Linked DNA regions of Homo sapiens: regions 2, 3 and 4 are each linked to region 1. The links are chromatin loops, found by intact Hi-C in ENCODE. Cell type or tissue: heart right ventricle. All regions are shown on one strand. Links, peaks and the distances in the headings refer to the core of each region. The heading gives the core; the rest is flanking DNA.

What was found. Peaks named below come from ENCODE experiments on the same cell type or tissue, not always from the same donor. Only the 100,000 strongest peaks of a DNase experiment are listed, where the experiment ranks them.
Region 2: it touches region 1 in a loop (1.9-fold over the local background); 37 of 110 quality-filtered maps call a loop at or near these places.
Region 3: it touches region 1 in a loop (4-fold over the local background); 26 of 110 quality-filtered maps call a loop at or near these places.
Region 4: a loop joins it to region 1, with 6 times the contacts of the local background. A loop is called at or near these places in 8 of 110 quality-filtered maps.

The regions. Positions count from the first base shown.
Region 1 is chr7:74,532,025-74,537,911 of GRCh38, forward strand. GTF2IRD1 (GTF2I repeat domain containing 1) reads left to right here. Exons shown (of 27, transcript NM_005685.4): 10 at 3,089-3,114; 11 at 4,143-4,251. It overlaps WBSCR23 (Williams-Beuren syndrome chromosome region 23), which reads left to right and starts at 568. Exons shown (of 1, transcript XR_007060383.1): 1 at 568-1,189. In heart right ventricle, for the core only: no CTCF peak of the experiment used is centred there; a DNase peak (open chromatin) is centred at 3,387; H3K27ac peaks cover 1,818 bases.
Region 2 is chr7:74,447,377-74,453,263 of GRCh38, forward strand. No RefSeq gene overlaps it. Among named protein-coding and RNA genes, the nearest start is that of GTF2IRD1, 3.6 kb to the right of the region's middle. RefSeq lists an enhancer at 4,826-5,345. In heart right ventricle, for the core only: CTCF peaks have their summits at 2,727 (motif pointing right) and 2,942; a DNase peak (open chromatin) is centred at 2,686; H3K27ac peaks cover 173 bases.
Region 3 is chr7:74,463,245-74,469,131 of GRCh38, forward strand. All of the region lies in intron 1 of GTF2IRD1 (GTF2I repeat domain containing 1), which reads left to right. Among named protein-coding and RNA genes, the nearest start is that of GTF2IRD1, 12 kb to the left of the region's middle. In heart right ventricle, for the core only: no CTCF peak of the experiment used is centred there; a DNase peak (open chromatin) is centred at 3,317; H3K27ac peaks cover 3,497 bases.
Region 4 is chr7:74,476,928-74,482,814 of GRCh38, forward strand. All of the region lies in intron 1 of GTF2IRD1 (GTF2I repeat domain containing 1), which reads left to right. Among named protein-coding and RNA genes, the nearest start is that of GTF2IRD1, 26 kb to the left of the region's middle. RefSeq lists enhancers at 987-1,568, 1,569-2,151, 3,412-3,461, 3,512-3,561, 3,572-3,621. In heart right ventricle, for the core only: no CTCF peak of the experiment used is centred there; DNase peaks (open chromatin) are centred at 1,164, 1,354, 3,574, 4,138 and 1 weaker place; H3K4me3 peaks cover 2,741 bases; H3K27ac peaks cover 5,000 bases.

The sequences.
Region 1 (5,887 bases), core at 424-5,423:
CTGGAGAAGATTTCTAGAACTCAGAACTGTGCTTAGAGGCTGGCCAGCGACCCCTTGGTCAGTGCCTATCATGTGGGCCTTCCAGTCCGGGCAGCCCGTGAGGGCATCTGACCGCTCCCTGACATCTGCCTCCACCCCCAATGCCCCCCCAGGGAATGGTGTAAGTCCCTGATGCTGTCTCGAACCCACATCTCCCCGACCCTGTTCTCCCTGATAAATAAATAAAACTGTAAATAATAAAACTGCAGGCTGGGCACAGTGGCTTACACTTGTAATCCTAGCACTTGGAAAGGCTGAGACAGGAGGATCACTTGAGGCCAGGAGTTTGAGACCAACCTGGGCAATATAGTGAGACCCTATTTCTACAAAAAATAAAATAAATAGCCAGGCCTGGTGGTATGCACCTGTAGTCCTAGCTACTGAGGAGGCTGACGGAGGAGGATCACTTGAGCCCAGGAATTGGAGGCTGCAGTGAGCTATGATCACGCCACTGCACTCCAGCCTGGGCGACAGAGCCAGACCCTATCTCTGAAAACAATAATAAAACGACAACCAATGCTGACTGTGTCTCCATCACTGGGTGGGGCTGAGGAAGCAGGCCTCAGAAAGGAAGCCAGTTTTCCCCCAAAATTATTCCCTGAGGCTGCCTCTGGGCCTGTGGATCCAGATGTGTGGGGGCCTTCAGGAGTGGCAGGGGAGTGGGGCCTCCAGCGTGAAAACAGAAGTCACCGTCAGCCTTGCACCCCCGGCTCTGCCTCCCAGGACTGGTGTTTTTGCCTCTGTTTTAATTTCCTGCTGGGTCCTCCCTTGGACATTGTCAGGTATGCAGGCTGGGACATCCCTTCTTTCCTCCTACATTCCCCCTAGAGCCCAAGGCTCTGTCCGTGGTCCAGCCACTCCATGGCAGGGAAGCTGTACCTCCATAATCAGCTGCCTGAGGGCCCCTGACCCACCACCAGGCACCACCCTGGTGGGGCTGAGGTTAGAAGGGAAAGAATGCCAGAACTCCAGTCCTGGAGGCAGGAGAGTGTGTGAGCCCAGCCCCGCCCTCTCAGACTCTCAGACCTTTATTTCATCCTCATTTTCCTGGCTAGAGGTTCCATGCATCATTTTTTTTTTTTTTTTTTTCAGATGGAGTCTCACTCTATTGCCCAGGCTGGAGTGCAGTGGTGCTATGTCGGCTCACTGAAACCTCCGCCTCTCAGGTTCAAGCAATTCTCCTGCCTCCGCCTCCCAAGTAGCTGGGATTACAGGCATGCACCACCACACCTGGCTAGTTTTTGTATTTTTAGTAGAGACGGGGTTTCACCATGTTGGCCAGGCTGGTCTCAAACTCCTGACCTCAGGTGATCCACCTGCCTGGGCTTCCCAAAGTACTGGGATTATAGGCTTGAGCCACCACGCCCGGCTGGTTCCATGCATCTTACCTGGATGACTTGGGTCCCTAAATGGGCCCCTGGGTGCCCAGCCTCCCCTCCTCCAATACATTCTCTGATAATCTGACCTTGTCATGACCATTGGGGCACCTGTTGCCCACAGGGTAGAGGCCAGGTGCCTGAGGACAGCACTGAAGGCCGTGCACCTCCACCTCCAGCCTCCAGTCACCTCACCTAGCTCACTGCTCTCTCTCCTGCAAAGTCTCTCCTGCTTCCCTCCCTAAGGGAAGGGCTGGCCGCTCACTGCTTGGGCCCCCTTGATTTCTAAGACACCTGTGAAGGGTCCCACAAGGCCAGGCACAGTGGCTCTTGTCTGTAATCCCAGCGCTCTGGGAGGCTGAGGCAGGAGGATCACTTGAGGTCAGGAGTTCAATGTGGACAACACAGTAAGACCCTGTCTCTACAAAAAAATTTAAAACTTAGCTGGCATTGGTGGCGCATGCCTATAGTCCCAGCTACTTGGGAGGTTGAGGTAGGAGGATCGCTTGAACCCAGGAGTTCAAGTCTGCAGTGAGCTATGATTGCACCACTGCACTCCAGCCTGGGTGATAGAGCAAGACCCCAACTCAAAAAAAAAAAAAAGGATCCCACGGTTCACCTTGTGCTGCCACGATCGGTTGGCAGCTCTGCTCTGTGCCGTCCTGTGCCTGTCACTGAGTAAGATGCAGGAGAAGTTGGGCAAAAGCCCTCAGGATAAACGAATAAGTCATTCAGAGTAGGTGCTGGTGGGAAATGGGCTTGAGTCACTCACCTGGGGCCAGAAGAGGCCCCCAGGGAGTTGTGAGCAGATTAGACCCTCCAAGACCGCCCCAGGGGTTGGCCCATGCTTTCCCTAACTGTGCAAAAATGGTTTGGGATAGGCTGGGTGCCGTGGGTCACGCCTGTAATCCCAGCACTTTGGGAGGCTGAGGCAGGTGGATCACCTCAAGTCAGGAGTTCGAGACCAGCCTGGCCAACATGGTGAAACCCCATCTCTACTAAAAATACAGAAATTAGCTGGGTGTGGTTGCACACGCCTGTAATCCCAGCTACTCAGGAGGCTGAGGGAGGAGAATCCCTTGAACCCGGGAGGCGGAGGTTCATGGGGAACCCAGCAGGAAATTAGAATAGAACCAAAAACGCCAGTCATGGGAGGCAGAGCTGGGGGAGCGAGGCTGACAATGACTCCTGTTTTCACGCTGAGAGACCCCACTCCCCTGCTGAGATCGCGCCACTGCACTCCAGCCTGGGCGACAGAGCAAGACTCCATCTCAAAAAAAAAGTTAATTAATTAATTAGATTAAAGTACAACAATTAGCAGGGCATGGTGGTGCACGTCTGTAGTCCCAGCTACTCAGGAGGCTGAGGCAGAAGAATCGCTTGAACCCTGGAGGCGGAGGTTGCCGTGAGCCAAGATCGCACCACTGCACTCCAGCCTGGGCGACAAAGTGAGACTCTGTCTCCAAAAATAAAAATAAAAATAAACGGTTTGGGATGTTCTGAGGTTCCAGACATGCCCTCTCCTGCCTGCATGTCTGCCGGATGCCCAGGTCTGTAGCTGTGCATGTGTCACTCAGTGACCATCACCAAAGGGGACTGGAGGCATCTCCCCGAGCCCTGGGAGAGTCCTCCAGCCTGCACTGTTCTCATGCCTGTCTCTCTTCTCTCCCCAGGATGTTTGATGAGCGAATTTTCACAGGTATGTGGGGACCATCTAGTCCATTCTGAAGTTTCCGGATTGGTTCCCCAACAGAACCCGAGCTGCCACCACCCTGGACTTGGTCCTCCTGAGCGCCTCCCCTCAGGCAGGGAGGGAGGCTGGGCTGTGGTTTCTGTGTCCTGGGACAGAAATGGGTCCCAGGCTTCTAGGTGCTGACAGACTGTCAGGACAACCCCTCCCAGCTTCAAATGCCCTGGACAGAGAGTACTAAAGCTGGACGCTAACCGGTGCCAGGTTGGTGAACCTGAGCCTGTGCCAGGCTCTCTTTGAAGCTGCCAGCATATTTTATTTTAATCTGATTCCAACAATCCTATGAAGGTGGCTCCACTCCACTACTCTCACGTGCAGACAGAGGAACGGAAGCCCAGCTGGTGAGCACGGGTCCCTGCTGCATGCCCAGCAGTGTGACTCCAGAGCCCATGCAGTGGCCCGTGGGCCAGCACACCTGTCCCAGGAGGAAGATGCGGGCTCTTCCCGGGGTAGCAAAAGCATCACGGTTCTTGGGGTGATCCTGGCACCCCAGTTCCGGTCCCGCCTCCCACCAGCTGTGTGACTTTGGGCAAGGTCTTGTGGGCTTCAGTGTCCACGTCTGTGAGATGAGGATAAGGGCGCCTTCCTCTGGGCTCCTGGCACGATGACATGAGAGCCTGGTCTTGTGATGCAGCCATGGGGAAGCCCCGGCCCTTTTCTGAGGGCTCAGCCCCCATAGTGTGTTGGAGGGCAGGAGAACCATCTCTGGTTGCTGCCTCCCATTCCTCCTGCCCCTTGCTCTCCCAAATCTCTGGCCACCTCTGGCACTAGGGCTGCTGTTCCTCCTTCTGGCGTCAGAGTCTCTCCCCAGGACCCGTTCCTGGCTGTTGGCTGGACGTGGCGCCCACAAGGACAGGCAGAGGCCAGGCCCTATCCCCGGGATTCCCCCAGCTTCACACACAGACCTTTACCCAGGGGCTCTGCAGCAAGAGGAGGCCAGAGGGCCTTCACCCTGACCTCCCTGACTCTCCCCACAGGGAACAAGTTTACCAAAGACACCACGAAGCTGGAGCCAGCCAGCCCGCCAGAGGACACCTCTGCAGAGGTCTCTAGGGCCACCGTCCTTGACCTTGCTGGGAATGCTCGGTGAGGCCCCGCCCCTGGCCCCGGAGGCCCGCGGCCAGCCCTGCTCTGGGCTGAGGCAGTGTTACCTGCAAGGGGGTACCCAGGGCGGCTCCCACCACACCACCACCCCTCGAAGGTGCAAAGGGAGGGCAAGGGAAAACAGACTCCACCTACTTCCCTCTGCCTAGAGAACTCTCACATAGAGAACTCTCCCGCCCCCAACATCTAGCCAGATGTCACCTCTCTCAGAAGCCTCTAAATGCCCACACTAGGCCAGGTGCGGTGGCTCACACCTGTAATCCCAGCACTTTGGGAGGCCGAGGCGGGCGGATCTCTTGAGGTCAGGAGTTCGAGACCAGCCTGGGCAACATGGTGAAACTCCCATCTCTACTAAAAACAAAATTAGCCGGGTGTGGTGGTGCGCATGTGTAATCCCAGCTACTCGGGAGGCTGAGGCAAGAGAATGGCTTGAACCTGGGAGGGAGAGGTTGCAGTGAGCTGAGATTGCACTACTGTACTCCAGTCTGGGTGACAGAGCAAGACTCTATCTCAAAATAAATACATGCCCACACCAGGCCGGACTTGGTGGCTCACTCCTGTAATCCCAGCGCTTTGGGAGGCTGAGGTGGGTGGATCTCTTGATCCCAGGAGTTTGAGACCAGCTTGGGCAACATAGTGAGACCCTTGTCTCTACAAAAAATAAAAAGTTAGCTGGGCGTGGTGGCTGGTACCTGTGGTCCCAGCTACTTGGGAGGCTGAGATGGGAGGATTGCTTGAGCCTGGGAGGTAAAGGCTGCAGTGAGCTATGATCGCACCACTGCACTCCAGCCTGGGCAACAGAGTAAAGACCTTGTTTCAAAAATACAAACATGCAGCTGGGCATGATGGCTCACGCCTGTAATCCCAGCACTTTGCGAGGCTGAGCCAGGCAGATCACCTGAGGTCAGGAGTTCGAAACCAACCTGGCCAACATGGCAAAACCCCGTCTCTACTAAAAATACAAAAAAAATTAGCCAGGCGCAGCGGCGCATGCCTGTAGTCCCAGCCACTCGGGAGGTTGAGGCAGGAGAATCGCTTGAACCCTGGAAGCGGAGGTTGCAGTGAGCCAAGATTGTGCCACTGCACTCCAGCCTGGGCAACAGAACAAGACTCCGTCTCAAAAAAAAAAAACAAAAAAAACATGGATGCATGTATACATACCTACTACATGCATACATACCTACTACATGCATACACACCTACCTACATGCATACATACATACCAACACCAGGTCTGATGCCTGTCCTGAGTGCCCACCAGACCCTGCCCCCAGCACTCAGCTTGGCTACCATCCACCAACACCCCCCAAGCACATTCTGACCTCTTAGGGGCAGGGGTGGGCCGTTTATCCCAGAATCCCCACATCATATCAGGCCTCTCCCTGCAGTTCCCTGGGAGGGAGGGAATTAACCAAATCATCTGTCCCAGGGTTCCTGCCACCTTCATTCCCCAGCCCCTTCCCCAGATTTTTAACCCTTTCCAGGCCCTGCAGGTCTCAGTCCCCCACAAGCAGTGATCAAACCCCCAGTGTGCCAAGCCTAGGATCCCCAGAGCTCCCAGATGGTGAAGAAGGGGGATCCCCAGATGGTTCACCCCAGGAGAGTGAGCAGGTGCCTG
Region 2 (5,887 bases), core at 533-5,532, 85 kb before region 1:
CAAGCACGAGCCACCACTCCCAGCCTCAAGTCTTATTTTTAAAGAATAAATAGCAACCGGGCGCGGTGGCTCAGCCTTGTAATCCCAGCACTTTGGGAGGCCGAGGCGGGTGGATCACAAGGTCAGGAGATCGAGACCACTGTGAAACCCCGTCTCTACTAAAAATACAGAAAATCAGCTGGGCGTGATGGCGGGCGCCTGTAGTCCCAGCTACTCGGAGAGGCTGAGGCAGGAGAATGGCGTGAACCCGGGAGGTGGAGCTTGCAGTGCTGAGATCGCGCCACTGCACTCCAGCCTGAGAGACAGAGCAAGACTCCGTTTCAAAAAAAAAAAAAAAAAAAAAGAATAAATAGCAATGTATCAGATAAACTTGTCATCCTGAAAAGACAGGGAAAGCCAGGGAGACAGGAAAAAGGAATGGCAGGTGTCCGGCCAGGAGCCTTGAGGGCCACACGCTGCCTCCACACACTCCTGGGCTGCTGTGGGTTTGGCCTGCTTTTGCGGTCCTGCAGTTTGCCCCCCCGGAGGGCACTGGGTTCACCATCCTCACCTTTGGTCCTCTGTGATCACATCTGGGGCAGCAAAACCCAGGTTTCCTCTGACGTTGCCCCCAGGTGCAGAGAACGGTTATCTTGTTGGAGATGACGGGGTGGTCCCTCTACCTGCTCCCAGGTCCCCTTGGCATGTTTCCTTCAAGGAACCAAGTGAGAGGAGGGGAGAAGTGGTCCAGGATTGGGGGGAAATAAAGTGACGCTTATAGGAGGTCAGGGATCCAGCCGTGAGCCCGAATGCCAGGGGAGCTGAAGGCTAGGTTCATATGGGCATTGCTTTCTGGTGGCCAGTTCTGCACCGGGCCAGGAGGAAGTGGCCAGCTTGTGCCTTAGGAGTTCCTTAGGATGCCCAGGTACACACTCACTTCTGCAAATGACCTGCATCCTGCATTCCCATCTGTGAAATGGGATAGTCCCGCCCACCGGCCAGAGGGTCCTCAGTAAGGTTCAGTGAACAAGAGTGTGGATGGCAAAAGCTTTACCAGGCCTCAGTTCTGTGACTGCGAGGCAGCGGAGAGGAAGGCGTGAGAGGGGCCTCAGTTTCCATATCTGCCTAGTAGGGGGAACCTGGCCAGAGCCCACAGGAGAAGAGCTGGGGCCTGTGAGGGGCAGAGGTGATTAGAGTCTGGCGATGTGGGGTTCTTTGCGGTCAGGGGGCTTGACAAAAGGAAAAACTTCTATGGATGGGGACAAGCCACTGGCAAGAATTTCTTTTTTTTTTTTTTTTTTTTTTTTGAGACAGAGTCTTGCTCTGTCACCCAGGCTGGAGCACAGTGGTGCAATCACAGCTCACTGTCACTGCAGCCTTGACTTACCCAAGCTCAAGCCATCCTGTCACTTCAGCCTCCTAAATAGCTGAGACTACAGGCACGCAGTACTACACCTGGCTAATTTTAAAATTTTTTGTAGAGATGAGGACTCGCTATGTTGCCCAGGCCTGATGTTAAGTGATTCTTCTGCCTTGGCCTCCTAAAGTGTTGGGATTACAGGTGAGAGCCAGTCCAAAACCACCTTACCTTACCTTTCCTTTCCTCTATTTCTTTCCTTCTTTTCTGTCTCCCCTCCCTCCCTCCCTCCCTCCCTCCCTCCCTCCCTTCCTTCATTTCTTTTTTTGACAAGTTTTCACTATGTTGCCTAGGCTGTTTTCAAACTCCTGTGCTCAAATGATCCTCCTGTCTCGGCCTCCTACAGTGCTGGGATTGCAGGTATGAGCCACTGCGTCTGGCCAGAATCTCACCTCTCTTTTCTTCCCCTCTCATCTCTTCTCTTCTCTTTTCTCTTCTCGTCTCTTCACTTCTCTTTCCCTTACCTCCCCTCCTGACCCCTCCCTCCCCTCCCTCTTCTTTCTTTCTTTCCTTCCTTCCTTCCTCCTCTCTTTCTTTCTTCCTTCCTTCTTTCTTTTTCTCTCTTTCCTTCCTTCCTTCCTCCTTCCCTTCCTCTCTTTTTCTTTCTCCCTCCCTCTTTTTTTTCTCTCTCTCTCTTTCTCTCTCTTTCTTAGAGACAGAGTGTCACTATGTTGCCTAAGCTGGTCTCAAACTCCTGGGCTCAAGCGATCCTCCTGCCTCAGCCTCCTAAAGTGCTTAAGCCACTGTGCCCGGCAGTGTTTGCTACAGTGGGTTACAGTAACAGAACATTTTTCCACTAAACTCCTCTCTCAGTGAAGGGAGCCGTTGTTGTCCTTCTCAGGAGAAGGAACTGAACTTGACAACAACGTGAGTGATCTTGACCTTGTCCTTAGGAAGAGCAATTCAAGCTAAAACTCTGAATTGGACTTAGTTACTAGATGAAACCAACCAATAAAACAATCAAGAACTATCCTTGATCGCTTACTATGCACCAGACACCACTCAAGACATTTTTCCTGCATTGTGTGTCATTTGACCCTCACAGCGATCTTACGAAGCCAGTTCTATCTTAGCTGCATTTTACAGATGAGGAAGCTGAAGCCCAGAGAGGCTGGTTGACTTGGCCTAGGATGCACGGCACATGTGGAGCCAGATGTCATTCCCAGATGTGGCCGAGCGGGGGCTGGACGTGCCAGTGTTGTACCACACTGCCACCTGCTCTCTGCCTGGGTGAGGCTGGGGTCATGCTGGCTGTTTGGCTCTCAGGGAGCAGAGAGGTCTCCCAGAGGCTGCAGGGAGCACGCCCCTTGAATCACCCCTGTTCCAGATTCTACCTGCAGAGGGCAGTATTGAGCATACACTGATGCTTCCCTACCAAGCCTCAGTTCCTCCAAGCCCTGGGGTGTAGGACTTGGGGTCAGGGAAACATTCGGCCTTCAAACCAACTGGGCCCACGGAGGGCATGCCCTAGCCCTGACACTGCACGGGCCGGTGCAGACATCATGGGGGTACCACGAGTCAGTGCGCGGCAGCTCTATCCTTTCGCCCAGACCCAGCAGCTCCACTCACAGGGCCACATGTTTTTGTTTTTTTGTTTTGTTTTTTTTTTTTGATGGGGTGGGGAGACAGAGTCTCACTCTGTCACCCAGACTGGAGTGCAGTGGCACAATCATAGTTCATTGCAGCCTCCAACTCCTGGGCTCAAGCAATCCTCCTGCCTCAGCCTCCTAAGTAGCTGGGACTACAGGTGTGCACCACCACACCCAGCTAATTTTTTTGTATTTTTAGTAGAGACGGGGTTTTGCCATGTTGGCCAGGCTGGTCTCGAACTCCTGACCTCAGGTGATCCACCCACCTCGGCCTCCCAAAGTGCTGGGATTACAGGCATGAGCCACTGCGCCCGGCCAGGGCTGCATGTCTTTAAGTACGTGACTTTACCCCACTGTAACATGAGGCCAATAGTACCCACCTGGCAGGCTTAGCGCAAGGCTTAGAGAACTTAAATGCAACCAACCCAGCACCTAGGAGATGCTTGACAAGCAGGGGCCAATCACCAGTGTTATCTACCATGGGGGCCACACTGTGGTCCAATGAGAAGCTGCAGGAGGAGGGAAGTGGAGACTCACAGAGGAAAACTGACTTGCTCAAGGTCATGCAGGTGATTAGACAAAGAGGCAGGGGCCAGGTGCGGTGGCTCACACCTGTAATCCCAGCACTTTGGGAGGCCGAGGCGGGCGGATCACGAGGTCAGGAGTTTGAGACCAGCCTGGCCAACATGGTGAAACCCTGTCTATACTAAAGATTAAAAAATAAATTAGCCCAGCGTGGTGGCGCGTGCCTGTGATCCCAGCTACTCGGCAGGCTGAGGCAGGAGAATCGCTTGAAACTGGGAGGCGGAGGTTGCAGTGAGCCGAGATCATGCCATTGCACTCCAGCTTGGGTGACAGGGCAAGGCTCCGTCTCAAAAAAAAAAAAAGAAAAGAAAAAGAGAAAGAGGCAGGGTGGGAGACGACCTGGGTCTCAGAGGGCCACACAGGAGGGTGCCTTGAGATGTCCCAGACCTCCTTACAACAGGAGGGTGGTGAAGGATGGAGGGAGCATTGGTGACTTCATTCCCAACCCTGACATGGCCCAACATCCTCTGTGGGCATGAGGGCCCCTCTGCGCCCTGCCTTGTGCTGGGCACTGCAGATGTGGCCTGCCTGGGAGGAGCTCTCAGTCTGATGGGTTTGTGGGTTTCCTATAGGAGACCTGGTCAGCCAAAGTTAACCCTCACCAAGTTCCTGGTGTGTGTCCAGAAGAGACCCCAGTGTAATTGTCTGACGGGTGTTCCTGCCGCTGCACAGGAAGAATTCACTGAGACCATGGTATTACAGCGAGAAATAGTTTTATGTTTCTTAATTTTTAAAATTTTTTAGACAGTCTTACTCTGTCGCCCAGGCTGGAGTGCAGTGGTGCGATCTTGGCTCACTGCAACCTCCGCCTCCCAGGTTCAAGCGATTCTTATGCCTCAGCCTCCTAAGCAGCTGGGATCACAGGTGCCTGCCACCACGCCCGGCTAATTTTTGTGTTTTTAGTAGAGACAGGGTTTCACCATGTTGGCCAGGCTGATCTTGAATGCCTGACCTCAAGTGATCCACCTGCCTCGGCCTCCCAAAGTGTTAGGATTACAGGCATGAGCCACCGTGCCTGGCCTAATTTTTGAAACACAGTCTCACTCTGTCACCCAGGCTGGAGTGCAGTGGCTGAATCTTGGCTCACTGCAGCCTCCACCTCCTGGGTTCCAGTGATTCTCATGCGTCAGCCTTCTGAGTAGCTGGGATTACAGGCATGCACCACCACACCCGGCTAATTTTTGTATTTTTAGTGACCAGGTTTCGCTGTGTTGGCCATGCTGGTCTTGAACTCCTGACCTCAAGCAATCCACCCACCTTCGCCTCCCAAAGTGCTGGGATTACAGGCATGAGCCACTGAGCCCAGCCAAAAGCGTCTTATTAATGCAGAGCTAGCCAAGCAGTAGGACTGGAGTTATTACTCAAATAAATCTCCCCAAGAACTCAGAGGCTAGGGTTTTTATGGATAATTTGGTGGGCAAGGGCCCAGGGAATGGGTACTGCTGATTGGTTGGAGATGAAATCACAGGGGTGTGGCAAACGGTCCTTATGCACTGAGTCGGTCTCTGAGTGGGGGCCACAGGATGGGCTGAGTCATGAGTCACACAGGTCCAGGTGAGTCAGTCGGTTGCCCGAATGCGAAAGTCTGAAAAACATCTCCAAAGACCAATCTCAGTTTCCACAATAGAGATGCTATCTATAGGAGGAAGTGGGGAACTCACAAATCTTGTGATCTCTCGCCACATGACTCCTGAGCAGTCAGATTATAAAAACGATGCGTAGGTTTTAGCAGCGTCCAGGCCCCTCCCATAATCCTAATCTCACGGCCTTTCGTTAGTTTTACAAAGGTGGTTTTGGTCTCTTGTATAAAAAGCAGGTTAGGTTTAAGGAGTAACTATTATCATCCTTGTTTCAAAGTTGAACTATAAACTAAATTCCTCCCCCGGTTAGCTTGGCCTATGCCCCGGAATGAGTGAAGACAGCCAGCGCGTGAGGCTGGAAGCAAGATGGAGTCAGCCACGCTAAACTTCTGTCACTGTCCTAATCTTTGCAAAGGCAGTTTGGCCAGGAGGCTGTGGGGAGACCTTGTGGGTTTTGCCAGGACCTGGGAGATTCTCGATCTATGTTTGGCTGTCCTTCTAAGCCAGAAGCTCCCTGGGGTTGGGGCCTGCCTGGGGTGAGTCCCTCCCTCCCTGCCATGCCCAGTCTAGCCAAGGTCTAGTTCAGGGATCAGGGCACCACGTGGGGGAAGGACTGTGTTCCTTGTGCTGAATTAGGATTTATGGCTTTGGGGCCGGATGGGAGGCGTGCGCACTGATTCAGTAGGAGCGCTGCTGTGGTGTGTGTGTGGTTGGTGGGAGCGGGGCGGGCGGGGGGC
Region 3 (5,887 bases), core at 652-5,651, 69 kb before region 1:
TATTATTTTGAGACAGGGTCTCGTTCTGTCACCCAGGCTGGAGTGCAGTGGTGCAATCATAGCTTGCTGCAGTCTTGAACTCCTAGGCTCAAGTGATTCTCCCACTTCAGCCTCCTAAGTAGCTGGGCTTGGAGGCACTTGCCACTACACCCAGCTAATTTTTTTATTTTGTAGAGATGGGGGTCTCGCCATGTCGCCCAGGCTGGTCTTGAACTCCTGTGTTCAAGTGATCCCACAACCTCAGCTTCCCAAGTGCTGGGATTAGAGGGGTGAGCCACTGCGTCCTGCCTGTTCATCTTTAAGTGGGAGAACAGAACACTAGGTTTGCAGGGCTGTGAGACTCAGCTGAGGGTAATGTGAGTGTGTGGATTACCACAGAGCCCTGGAGGGCCCCAGGGGCCACCAAGGAGCGGGTGGTGGGGACATGTGAGGCTCAAGCCTCCTGTGCCCCTTTGGGCCAGAGTAGGACCACTGTTGTTTTTTGTTTTTTTTTTTTTGAGACAGAGTCTCACTCTGTCGCCCAGGCTGGAGTGCAGTGGCGTGATCACGGCTCACTACAACCTCCGCCTCCCGGGTTCAGTTGATTCTCCTGCCTCAGCTTCTCGAGTAGCTGGGATCACAGGTGCGTGCCACCACACCCGACTAATTTTTGTATTTTTAGTAGAGGCGGAGTTTCACCATGTTGTCCAGGCTGGTTTCGAACTCCTGACCTCAAATGATCCACCCATCTTGGCCTCCCAGAGTGCTGGAATTACAGGTGTGAGCCACCGCGCCCTGCCCTAGGACCACTTTTACCAGAGTTACCTGTTAGAGCTCTAAATACAGTTCTGGTTGCTAAATGTTTGGAATCCACTGCTGCCTGAGGTCAGCCCTGTGTGAACAGTGGCTATTCTGGTGAATGTTTTTGTGGCTAGAGCCTAGATTATGGTGGTTTACGGACTCCAGCCTGTCACTTGCCTGAGGCTGAGCCTCAGTTTGACCCTCTAGAAAATGGAACCACAGCAAGTACCTCCACAGGTTTGCCAGGTGGGCATGAATGAAGCAGGGGAGCCCAGCAAGAGTTTGTCAGTTTCCCATTGGCAAATCCATGAGTTTCCCAGGGCTCTCGGCTTCCTAAGGAGATGGAGCTTCCTGGGTGATCACATGTCTTGCGTGGGTGTCTTGAGAGATTTGGGGGGTTTTTACTTTGTTGTTTTTGTTGTTGTTATTTGTTTGTTTTTGAAACAGAGTCTCCTTCTGTCACCCAGGCTGGAGTGTAGTGGTGTGATCACGGCTCATGGCAGCCCCCCTCCTCCTGGGTTCAGGCACTTCTCCCGCCTCAGCCTCCCAAATAGCTGGGATTACAGGCACCTGCCACCACACCCGGCTAATTTTTGTGTTTTTAGTAGAGACGGGGTTTCGCCATGTTGGCCAGGCTGGTCTCGAACCCCTGACCTCGAGTGATCCACCTGCCTCAGCCTCCCAAAGTGCTGGGATTACAGACATGAGCACAAGCCACCGCGCCCAGCTGGTTTTTACTTTGTTATTTAATTTGTTATTTGTGAAATCGTTGTGGCCCCTCTCTAATGAAGGTTGCCCCAAGTACCTTTCCCCTGTACCCCACCCTTGCCTCCCACCCCTACCGGGTTCCCCAAAGTCCTCAAAGGCTGGACCCTGGGGCCAGCACTCGGTGGGTAGCCTGGAAAGAGGTTAGCCCTGTGCAGGAAGGAAGGCCCTTGGGTGCTCCTGGGTGGCTCCTTGCAGCAGACAAGACCCACCGCCCACCCACCTGGCTCCAGGGTGGTCCTGGCAGCTCCAAGGGGTCTTGTGACTCTCTCAGTCTGATGTTTCTCTCATGTTTATCCAGGAGCTGGTTTTTCAGGCATGGCCGCTTCTTGCAGTGAGGCCAGGTGGGGAGAGGCAGGGCTTTGGGGAAGGAGGTGGTTACCTCTGCTCCCAGGGCACACCCTGGCTGCCAGCTGTGGGTGCAGCCCTCTGGGCAGGTGGGCAAACCACATCCTCCCTCTTTGATCCTGGTCCACCTCCCCACCTGCCCCGGGCCACCAGCTCCCTGAGATATTCTCTTCTCAGCATATCCAAAGGAGAGATGCTCTTGGTGGCCCTGGGTCAGAGGCCAGGGCTCCCTCACTTCACAGCAGGGTGCAGTGGAACCATCAGGGTCTTTGAAGCCAGACACACCTAGGTTCAAATCCCAGCCTGACTGCTGAGCTGCTGTGTGACCACAGGCAAGTGACTGTACCTCTCTGAGCCTCATCTGAAAAAACAAGGATAGTTTTCTTATATAGTATTGCCAGGTTCTTGGGAAAATCAGTGTATTCAGTTGCGGGGAGCTAGCTGCCATCTCAGTGAAGAACACTTTGTCAGCTTGTCACGTGATGACCCCAGAAGCTGGCCCTGTGGGAGCCCCACTCCCCCAGACAGTGAACCTTGGACCCCATCATTCCAAGATCTGTTCTTATTTTCTGCCTGTCTGGGACACACCCCCTCTGTCCGTGGGGTGTGGGGTGTGGGGTGTGGCATGCCTCAATTTATTTATTTTTTTTGAGACAGAGTCTTCCTCTGTTGCCCAGGCTGGAGTGCAGTGGCAGGATCTCGGCTCACTGCAACCTCTACCTCCTGGGTTCAAGTGAGTCTCCTGCCTCAGCCTCCCGAGTAGCTGGGATCACGGGCGCCCGCCACCATGCCTGGCTAATTTTTTGTATTTTTAGTAGAGACAGGGTTTCACCATGTTGCCCAGGCTGGTCTTGAACTCCTGGCCTCAAGTGATCCACCCGCCTTGGCCTCCCAATGTGTTGGGATTATAGGCATGAGCCACTGCACCCGGACAGCATGCCTCGGTTTCTGCTTCTGCAAACTGGGAAAACCTCAAAGGTAGAACTGGTTGGTCCCCTTGGCCTGCCGACCCCTTAGCCCCTCAAGGTCACAGTCAGCCATCCCGCTTGTTAGAGGCCAGGCCCTGTTCTGGGGCGGGGGCTACCTGTGGCTGCTTAGGGGACGGGAGACAATGCCACTCCCAGGTGTGTTTGATGGCAGCCTGCAGAAGTGGCTTTCTGCATGGCCCTGGAGGACGGTGATTTGGACAGAAGCGTAGGGCCAGAGACAGGACGTGACGGTGGGGCTGCTGCATTGGCTCCAGGTAAAGATCTGTATCTGATGGCCTCACTCCCAGGCAGCTCAGGGGTTCCCGTGGCTCCTGGAAAAGCTACAGACTAGGCATGGCCAGGCCCTGCCTGTGTCTCTCTGTGCCAGCCACGATGAGCCTCATCGTTTCTAAAACGTACTGTGCTCCGTCTCGCTTCCTGGAACGCTGCTGCCTCTCCCCTAGAGCGTGCGTAATGCTCCCCGGCTGTGTCCCTGGGCTGATTTCTCGTTGCAGGTCTCAGCTGGGTTGTCACTCCTCTCTGCAAAGCTTCCCTGACCTCATCTCCCTCTCCAGGTCACGTTAGGTGCCTCTTGTCTGTGTCCCCAGCCACAGCCCGCATCACAAACAAGACTATAATTGCCCTCGTGCTTGTCTGTCACCTTCACAGACAGAGTGTGACTTCCAGTGGGTCACGGCCCCATCATCATGTTGTCCTCCGCATCCCTGACCTTAGCACCCTGCCTGTTGCGGAGTGGGCATCCTGTGCAACCTTGTCAAGTGAATTAGAAGCAAGCTCGGGGTGGGGGCCCATGAAGGGTGGGGGCCTCCTCCACCCTTTTTCTTTCTTTTTTTTTTTTTTTGGAGACAGGGTCTCGCTCCATTGCCCAGGCTGGAGTGCAGTGGCATGATCTCGGCTCACTGCAACCTCCGCCTCATGGGTTAAAGCAATTCTGCCTTAGCCCTCCCCAGTAGCTGGGACCACATGCACCTGCCAACACACCCGGCTAGTTTTTGTATTTTTAGTAGAGATGGGGTTTCATCATGTTGGCCAGGCTGGTCTCAAACTCCTGACCTCAAGTGATCCACCCGCCTCAGCCTCCCAAAATGCTGGGATTACAGGGGTGAGCCCCCATGCCCGGCCCCTCTCCATCCTTCAATCCCAGCTCTCGTTGGCGCTCCTCTACCCATCCCAGGAGCTGCTTCTGCCGGCCTGGCTGTGGCGTTCAGAGGCATCTGGAGGGCAGTGGCGATGGCAGTGGGGGCAGCTTGTCTCTCTGAGCCGAGTACAGCCCAATTTGGAGCGTTTCCCTCCAGGAAAGGCAGCTGATGTGTGCAGACAGCACAAGTGTGGAGTGCCAGAACAGTTAATCCTCTGGGCTATTTATTTATTTATTTATTTTGTTTTGTTGTTGAGATAGAGTCTTGCTCTGTCGCCCAGGCTGGAGTGCAGTGGCGTGATCTTGGCTCACTGCAACCTCCACCTCCCAGGTTCAAGCGATTTGCCTGCCTCAGCTTCCCGAGTAGCTGGGATTACAGGCATGCACTACCACACCTAGCTAATTTTTGTATTTTATTTTGTATTTAATTTTTTATTTTTATTTTTTGAGTCAGAATCTCGCTCTGTCACCCAGGCTGGAGTGCAGTGGTTTGATCTCGACTCACTGCAACCTCTGACTCCTGGTTTCAAGCGATTCTCCTGCCTCAGTCTCCTGAGTAGCTGGGATTACAGGCGCCCGCCACTGCTCCCGGCTAATTTTTGTATTTTTAGTAGAGACGGGGTTTCACCATGTTGGACCAGACTGGTCTTGAACTCCTGTCCTCAGGTGATCCGCCTCTGGGCTATTTAGACACACATGCTTGTGTGCATGCATGGGTGTGTATATGCACATGTATGTGACATTCCTGAGGCCACCGGCGGTGACGAGGCCTGATTACTTGACGTTCTGCTGAATCCTGACTACTAGCCTGGAGCTTTACTCCCCAGTGTACACAGCTCCCCGAGTCCTGGTTAGTGGTAAAGAGGGGACTGTCCCCTGTCATTTAGGGCTGCATTTGGCTACAGGTAATTAAACACCCAACTGTAAATATAGCAAATATCTAAATATTAAGCCAGGTCAGGTGCAGCAGCTCAGGCATGTAATTTTAGCACTTCGGAAGGCCGAGATGGGCAGATTGCTTGAGCTTAGGAGTTTGAGACCGGCCTGGGCAACGTAGTGAGACCCTGTTCTCTACAAAACATAAAAATAATTTAAAAAAAAAAAAAAAACCCAGCCAGGCCGCAGTGGCTCACTCCTGTAATCCCAGCACTTTGGGAGGCTGAGACGCGCAGATCACAAGGTCAGGAGTTCAAGACCAGCCTGGCCAACATGGTGAAACCCCATCTCTACTAAAAATACAAAAAATTAGCCGGGCGTGGTGGCACGTGCCTGTAATCCCAGCTACTTGGGAGGCTGAGACAGGAGAATCACTTGAACCTCGGAGGCAGAGGTTGCAGTGAGCCAAGACTGTGCTACTGCACTCCAGCCTGGCGACAGAGCAGCGAGACTCCATCTCCAAAAAAAAAAAAAACTGTGTGTGTGTGTGTGTGTGTGTGTGTGTGTGTGTGTGTGTGTGTGTAGCCTGGCAGACTTTAGATATTAAACCTGACAGTTAAACAAAAAGGAGTTTATTTATTCCTCATAAGAAAATATGGAAGGGCCGGGCGCGGTGGCTCACGCCTGTAATCCCAGCACTTTGGGAGGCCAAGGCAGGCAGATCATGAGGTCAGGAGAGCGAGACCATCCTGGCTAACATGGTGAAACCCCGTCTCTACTAAAAATACAAAAAAATTAGCCGGGCGTGATGGTGGGCGCCTGTAGTCCCAGCTACTCGGGAGGCTGAGGCAGGAGAATGACGTGAACCCGGGAGGTGGAGCTTGCAGTGAACCGAGATCGAGCCACTGCACTCCAGCCTGGACGACAGAGCGAGACTCCATCTCAAAAAAAAAAAAAATATGGAAGGTATTTGGAGGATAGGATGGGTACT
Region 4 (5,887 bases), core at 459-5,458, 55 kb before region 1:
ACTTAGTCAGCGTCCCACAGCATCTAAAAGACGGGAACAAGGGCTGAGGATGTGGGTAGGCCCAAGACTGGAAATAGGGAAGCCTCTGGAATGGGGACTAGAAGATGAAAGGGCTCTGGAAGATGGGGCATCCAAGTGTTTAAAGCAAGAACGGGGCTGGGCGTGGTGGATCGCGCCTGTAATCCCAGCACTTTGGGAGGCTGAGGAGGGAGGATCACTTGAGGCCAGGAGTTTGAGACCAGCCTGGCCAACATGGTGAAACCCCATCTCTACTAAAAATACAAAAATTAGCCACACATGCCAGTGCGCACCTGTAATCCCCGCTACTCAAGAGGCTGAGTCAGGAGAATCACTTGAACCTGAGAGACAGAGGTTGCAGTGAGCTAAGATCGCACCAGTGCACTCCAGCCTGGGCGACAGTTTTTTTTTTGTGTCCAAAAAAAAAAGAGGTGCGGGGAGGGCCAGAGGGCATTTGGGGTGGGACGGGGCAGGGCAGGGCTGGGTGACTGGAATGGGGTGACTATAATGAATGCTTTGGAGTAGGTCAGGGCAGGTGGGGAGGCCAGATGCCAGGGGAGGGAGGGGGCATGGGGATCCTTCCATCTGGGGCCAAGGATGGCAAGGCCCTCAGACAACTTCTAGCCCAGGTTCTCCATTGACAGATGGAGAAACTGAGGCCCAGGGAGGGGCAGTGCTAGTGCTGAGGTTTTACATAGCAGGTGGGCTGTTCCCCAGCCCACTGCAGGGCATAGCCTGCCCTGGGACACCTGTCCTCACCCGTTGGCTCAGTGGTTGCAGGGGCATGGGTGGGTAGAGGTCGGGGAGTGAGCCGGCTCAGGCGGGCAGGGCTGGGGGCCCCGTGAGCCAGCGCCCCAGGATTAGATCACCCACGAGTAATGGGCTTTTTTCCGTCCAGCCTTTTCCCGACAAGAAAAGGCCTGATGTTCCTCATCCGTGTTGTTCTGAGAAGGCATGTTTATGTCTGGCAAGCGAAGGGTTCTTGGGAGACAGGATCCCAGGGCCCCCCTGCACTGCCTGGCCCCAGGGGTTGGCACCGCCCCAGAGCTGGTTTCCTCCCACTGTCTCCTGACACCCAGCCCCCACGCTTTTCAGATGCCTGCCTGAGAACAAATAAATACTTCTGCACCATGCACATGAGCTCAGATAAGCCTCCGGGGCTCAGCCAGAACTGGGGGCACCAAATGCCCGGGTTCCCTGACCCCTAGCTGGGTGCCAAGCCTGCATTTCCCACCCAGCACTCCCCAACCGCCCCTTGCGTGGAGGGACAGAGATATACTGTGAGCAACACGGGACCTGATGTCAGGGGTGGACAGCAGCTCGGCGGGTGATGTCAGCTTGAGCAATCGTCCCCGTCATCACTGCTGTTAAGTGAGCGGGCACTTGGTGTCCCCAGGCCCAGCGCCAGGCCCTGTTCACACATTCTCACGTGGGGCTCTCACAGAGCTGAGAGCAGTAGAATTACCATCACCCTTTTGCTCAGTGGGGAGAGGAAAGTTTGAGCATTGTGTGTGTGTGTGTGTGTTTAGAGACAGGGTCTTGCTCTGTCACCCAGGCTGGAGTGCAGTGGTGCGATCATAGCTCACTGTAGCCTAGAACTCTTGGGCTCAAGCGATCCTCCCACCTCATCCTCCTGAGTAGCTGGGATTACAGGCACATGCCACCACGCCCAACTAATTTTTATGCTTTTAGTAGAGATGGGGTTTCACCATGTTGGCCAGGCTGGTCTCAAACTCCTGGCCTCAACTGAACCACCCACCTCAGCCTCCCAAAGTGCTGGGATTATAGGCATGAGCCACCAGCCCCACCTTTTTTTTTGAGATAGGGTCTTGCTGTATTGTCCAGGCTGGAGTGCAGTAGCGTGATCATGGCTCACTGCAACCTCTGCCTCCTGGGCCCAAGCAACCCTCCCACCCCAGCCTCTGGAGTAGCTGGGACTACAGGCACATGCTATCACACTAGGCTAATTAAAAAAAAAAAAATTATAGAGATGGGGTCTCACTATGTTGCCCAGGCTGGTCTCAAACTCCTGGGATCAGAAACCTGGTGGTCATTCCAGGTGCCTCCCTTGGGACCCCCCGTCGCCAGCTCCTGGTCCCAAAGCTCTGCCCCGTCCTCCATCCCCTGCTGCTGTCTGCTTCATGCCTGGCTGTCTCTGGCCTGGGCTGTCGCAGAGACTTGGCAACTCCTGGCTCCCCAACTCCAAGCATGACCCGACAGTTCCTCCGCCGTAGCTTCCTGGGATCCCCCTCACTGCCCACGTCTCACCCCTGCCCCACACCCTGCAGCGAGGCTGACCTTCCGAGATCCTTGGCCTCACCCCAATGGCCACGCTGGTCTCTGCCCACCACTTCCTGCCCTGCCCTGCACACTCCAGCCATGCAGAGCTGGATTTGTTCCCCACCCACCCACCCACTCCCACAGCCTCTGGCCCCGCTCAGGCCCGACCAGGACACGTGGGCGGCCCAGGCTGGCGGTTGGGTTTCCTGGGCAGCCAGTAATTTGGCACTCCTTCAAACAGGTCTTTATTTATTCAGCATTTATTTCTAGGGGAGGTGGGTGCTGCGGTGGGGCAGGGAAGGCGCCTCCCTTGTAGAAGAGCAGGGCCTGGGCACAGTGCCTGTCTCCCCTCCTCACCTGCAAACGCCAACTCCCCTGGGAGGGTCCCGGCAGCTCAGGTGTCACCTCCTCCAGGAAGCCCCACCCTGACTGCCTCACCCGCCGTCCTGGGCTTCTTCCATGCCACTTATTTTTATCTTTCACTGAAGCATAATTTACTTCCAGTAAAGTACATGAGTACATGAATCTTTTTTTTTTTTTTTTTTTTTTGGAGACAGAGTCCTGCTCTGTCATCTAGGCTGGAGTGGCGTGGTCTTGGCTCATTGCAACGTCCCCATCCTGGGTTCAAACAATTCTCCTGTCTCAGCCTCCTGAGTGGCTTATAGGCGCGTCCACCATGCCCAGCTAATTTTTGTATTTTTAGTAGAGACGGGGTTTTGCCATGTTGGCCAGGCTGGTCTCAAACTCCTGACCTCAAGTGATCTGCCCGCCTCGGCCTCCCTAAGTGCTGGGATTACAGTCGTGAGCCATCGCACCCAGCCCAAGTACATAAATCTTAAGCATCCCGTGTGATGAATTTTCCCCCGACTTGTATACTCATGTAACCATCACTCAGCTCAAATCCTTGCACTGTGTTTTAATCTTTTTTTTTTTTCCCAGTAGTCTATTTTTTTGGTCATTTTCCCTGCCAGCCTGGGAATCCTTCAAGGGCAGGAGCACCTGCTGTTGGGCCCTGTGCGGTGTGGGACACAGTGTGAGAGAGTATTGGTGCCTGTGAGCTGGTGGCTGTGTCCCCACCCCTGTGATTGTCCCCACGTGTGTGTGTGACGGAGGCTGTGGCCGTGGGAACATGTGGATCTGTGAGCCTGGCCAGGGGCCCCAGTGCAGGGGCAAGCGCCCCCTCCTCCACTGGAAGAGAGCCTTGTCCGATCCCCCAGCCAAGGGCCTTTGCAGGGAGCCGTGGCCCTGCTGGAGAGTCCCCGCCGGCTGACAGCCCGGAGATTAGTCTCCAAGGCCACAACGCCAGTTGCCATAGGCACGCAGGCCCGCGTCAGGACTGCGATTTCTCATCCTGGTCACGCAGGCAGGCGGCCGCCCCTGCCCGCCTGCCAGGAGCCAGGCTCAGGCTTTAAATAACAAGGGTGGAAACCTGAACCGCGGAGCCGTCTGCCCGGCGGATCCTGGCCTCCCCTCCTGGTAGAGCAGGCATGGGGCGGCCTGGACCCCGCATACTGCCGGCGGCGGCGGAGTCCCTCCGTGCCCGCCCCGGGGGACGGGAGAGAAATGGAGAAACCTGAGTTTGGGGGCTCTCTTTGAGTGCTCCTAGTACCTGATGCACAGCCCGAGCTGAGAGGAGACAGCCCCTTTTCCTAAATCCCGTCCTCCACGTGGAGGAAGGACGCCCTACCTTCCAGAAGCCTAGATGAAGGGCAGATGGGGCTTCGCATGGCCAGGCCTCAGATCGGCTTCCCCCAGCCCCTCCAGGGAAGAGGCAGGCGGCTCCCTCACTTCCCCTTGGAAGGCAGCATGAATCCCTGTACTTCCTGGACTGCCCCTTTGCCCCCGCCTGGGGCCAACTTTCCTGTCATGGGGTGGAGCAGCTGTGTTGGATGGTTGGTTTTGCTTTTTGTTTTGCTCTATTTTTTATTTAAAAGGAAAATTTTTTTAGAAATGAGGTCTTGCTCTATCGCCCAGGCTGGAGTGCAGTGGCGCAATCCCAGTTCGATGCATTCTTGAACTCCTGGGCTCAAGCCATCCTCCCACCTCAGCTTTCTGAGTAGCTGTGACGACAGGCGCGTGCCACCACGCCCGGCTCATATTTTAAATTTTTTGTTAGAGATGGGGTCTTGCGATGTTGCCCAGGCTGGTCTCAAACTCTTGGCCTCAGGCAATCCTCCTGCTTCTCTGGCTCCCAGAGTGTTGGGATTACAGGAGTGAGCCACCACGCCCAGCCTGCTTTTGTTTTTAAAGGATGAGGTTTCTGTTGTTTCTTTCCAAATTGTAAAAGTAATACTTACCTTAGGTGACTTAGAAAATACAGAAAAGTAGAGGGAAGCAAAGTCAGGCATGGATCCCACCCTGAGATGCACGGTCTGGAGTTTGCATCCCGGGCTGCACTGTGTATGCCCCTGAGGTCATCCTGTCCAGTGTTGGAATCAGCCTCTGCTGGGCATCAGGTTGCCTGCACCTACTCCTTGTTTATATGTGGGTGTGTGTATCTGTGGATGTACCAAGTGAAAGCTTTGGGGAAACATCTTTGCATGTAAATCTTTGCATTTGGGATAATTAACTCAGGATTAATTTATAGAATTATAAGTCCTGGAGCGAAGGGTGGGAACAGAGTTAAAATTGAACTTCCTGAAACACGTCACAGCGTCACCAAATCGCTTGGCTGGGAGGACTGTGTGCACCCAGGGCCCTTCTGTGGGGTGGGCCAGGATTTAGTGTGAAACTCATGGCTGCTAGGCTGGGAAGAGCTCGACCACAGGTGTGGGGTTTTGTCTCCAGTGACATTCCCAGCTGGCTCTTGCAGCCCCTGCCCTAGTGACAGCATGGGGTGAGGGGGCCAGAGGAGGCTGGAGGTGGAGCCCTGCCTCTAGGCGGAACTGTACCATCTGTAGTTGCAGGGCAGGATTAAAAAGGGACAGTTTTGCTGTTTGTTTGTTTGTTTTTTTCTGTCATCTGACTGGGTGTCCCAATACCTGATGTCTCCTAAAACTTTTTTTTTTTTTTTTTTTTTTTGAGACGGGCCTCCTTCTGTATCCCAGGCTGGAGTGCAGTGATGCAATCTCGGCTCACTGCAGCCTCAACCTCATGGGATCAAGTGATCCTCCTGCCTTAGCCTCCCGAGTAGCTGGGACGACAGGCATGTGCCACCACACATGGCTAAATTTTAAATTTTTTGTAGAGTCAGGGTCTCTCTGTGTTGTCCAGGCTGGTCTCAAATTTCTGGGCTCAAGTGGTCCTCCTGCCTCAGCCTCCCAAAGTGCTGGGATTACGGGTGCGAGCCACTGTTTCTGGCCTTATGCACACTTTTCATTGAGAACAAAGTTATTTGTTGTAAGAGAAACACCTTGATAACTGTTCACACACTAAACTACCCAGGTAACCAGCACCCAGATCAAGAAACAGCATTGACAAGCCCCTCTCACCCCCTTCCAGTTACTACCACTCTCCCTGACCCACCACGATAACCGCCGTTCCATCTCCTGGCTTCAGAATGTGGCCTCCTTTTGAACCTTACATAAATGGAATTCTACCATGTGACCTCAGATTCTTTCATCATCCTTGCGAGATTCCACCGTGGTGT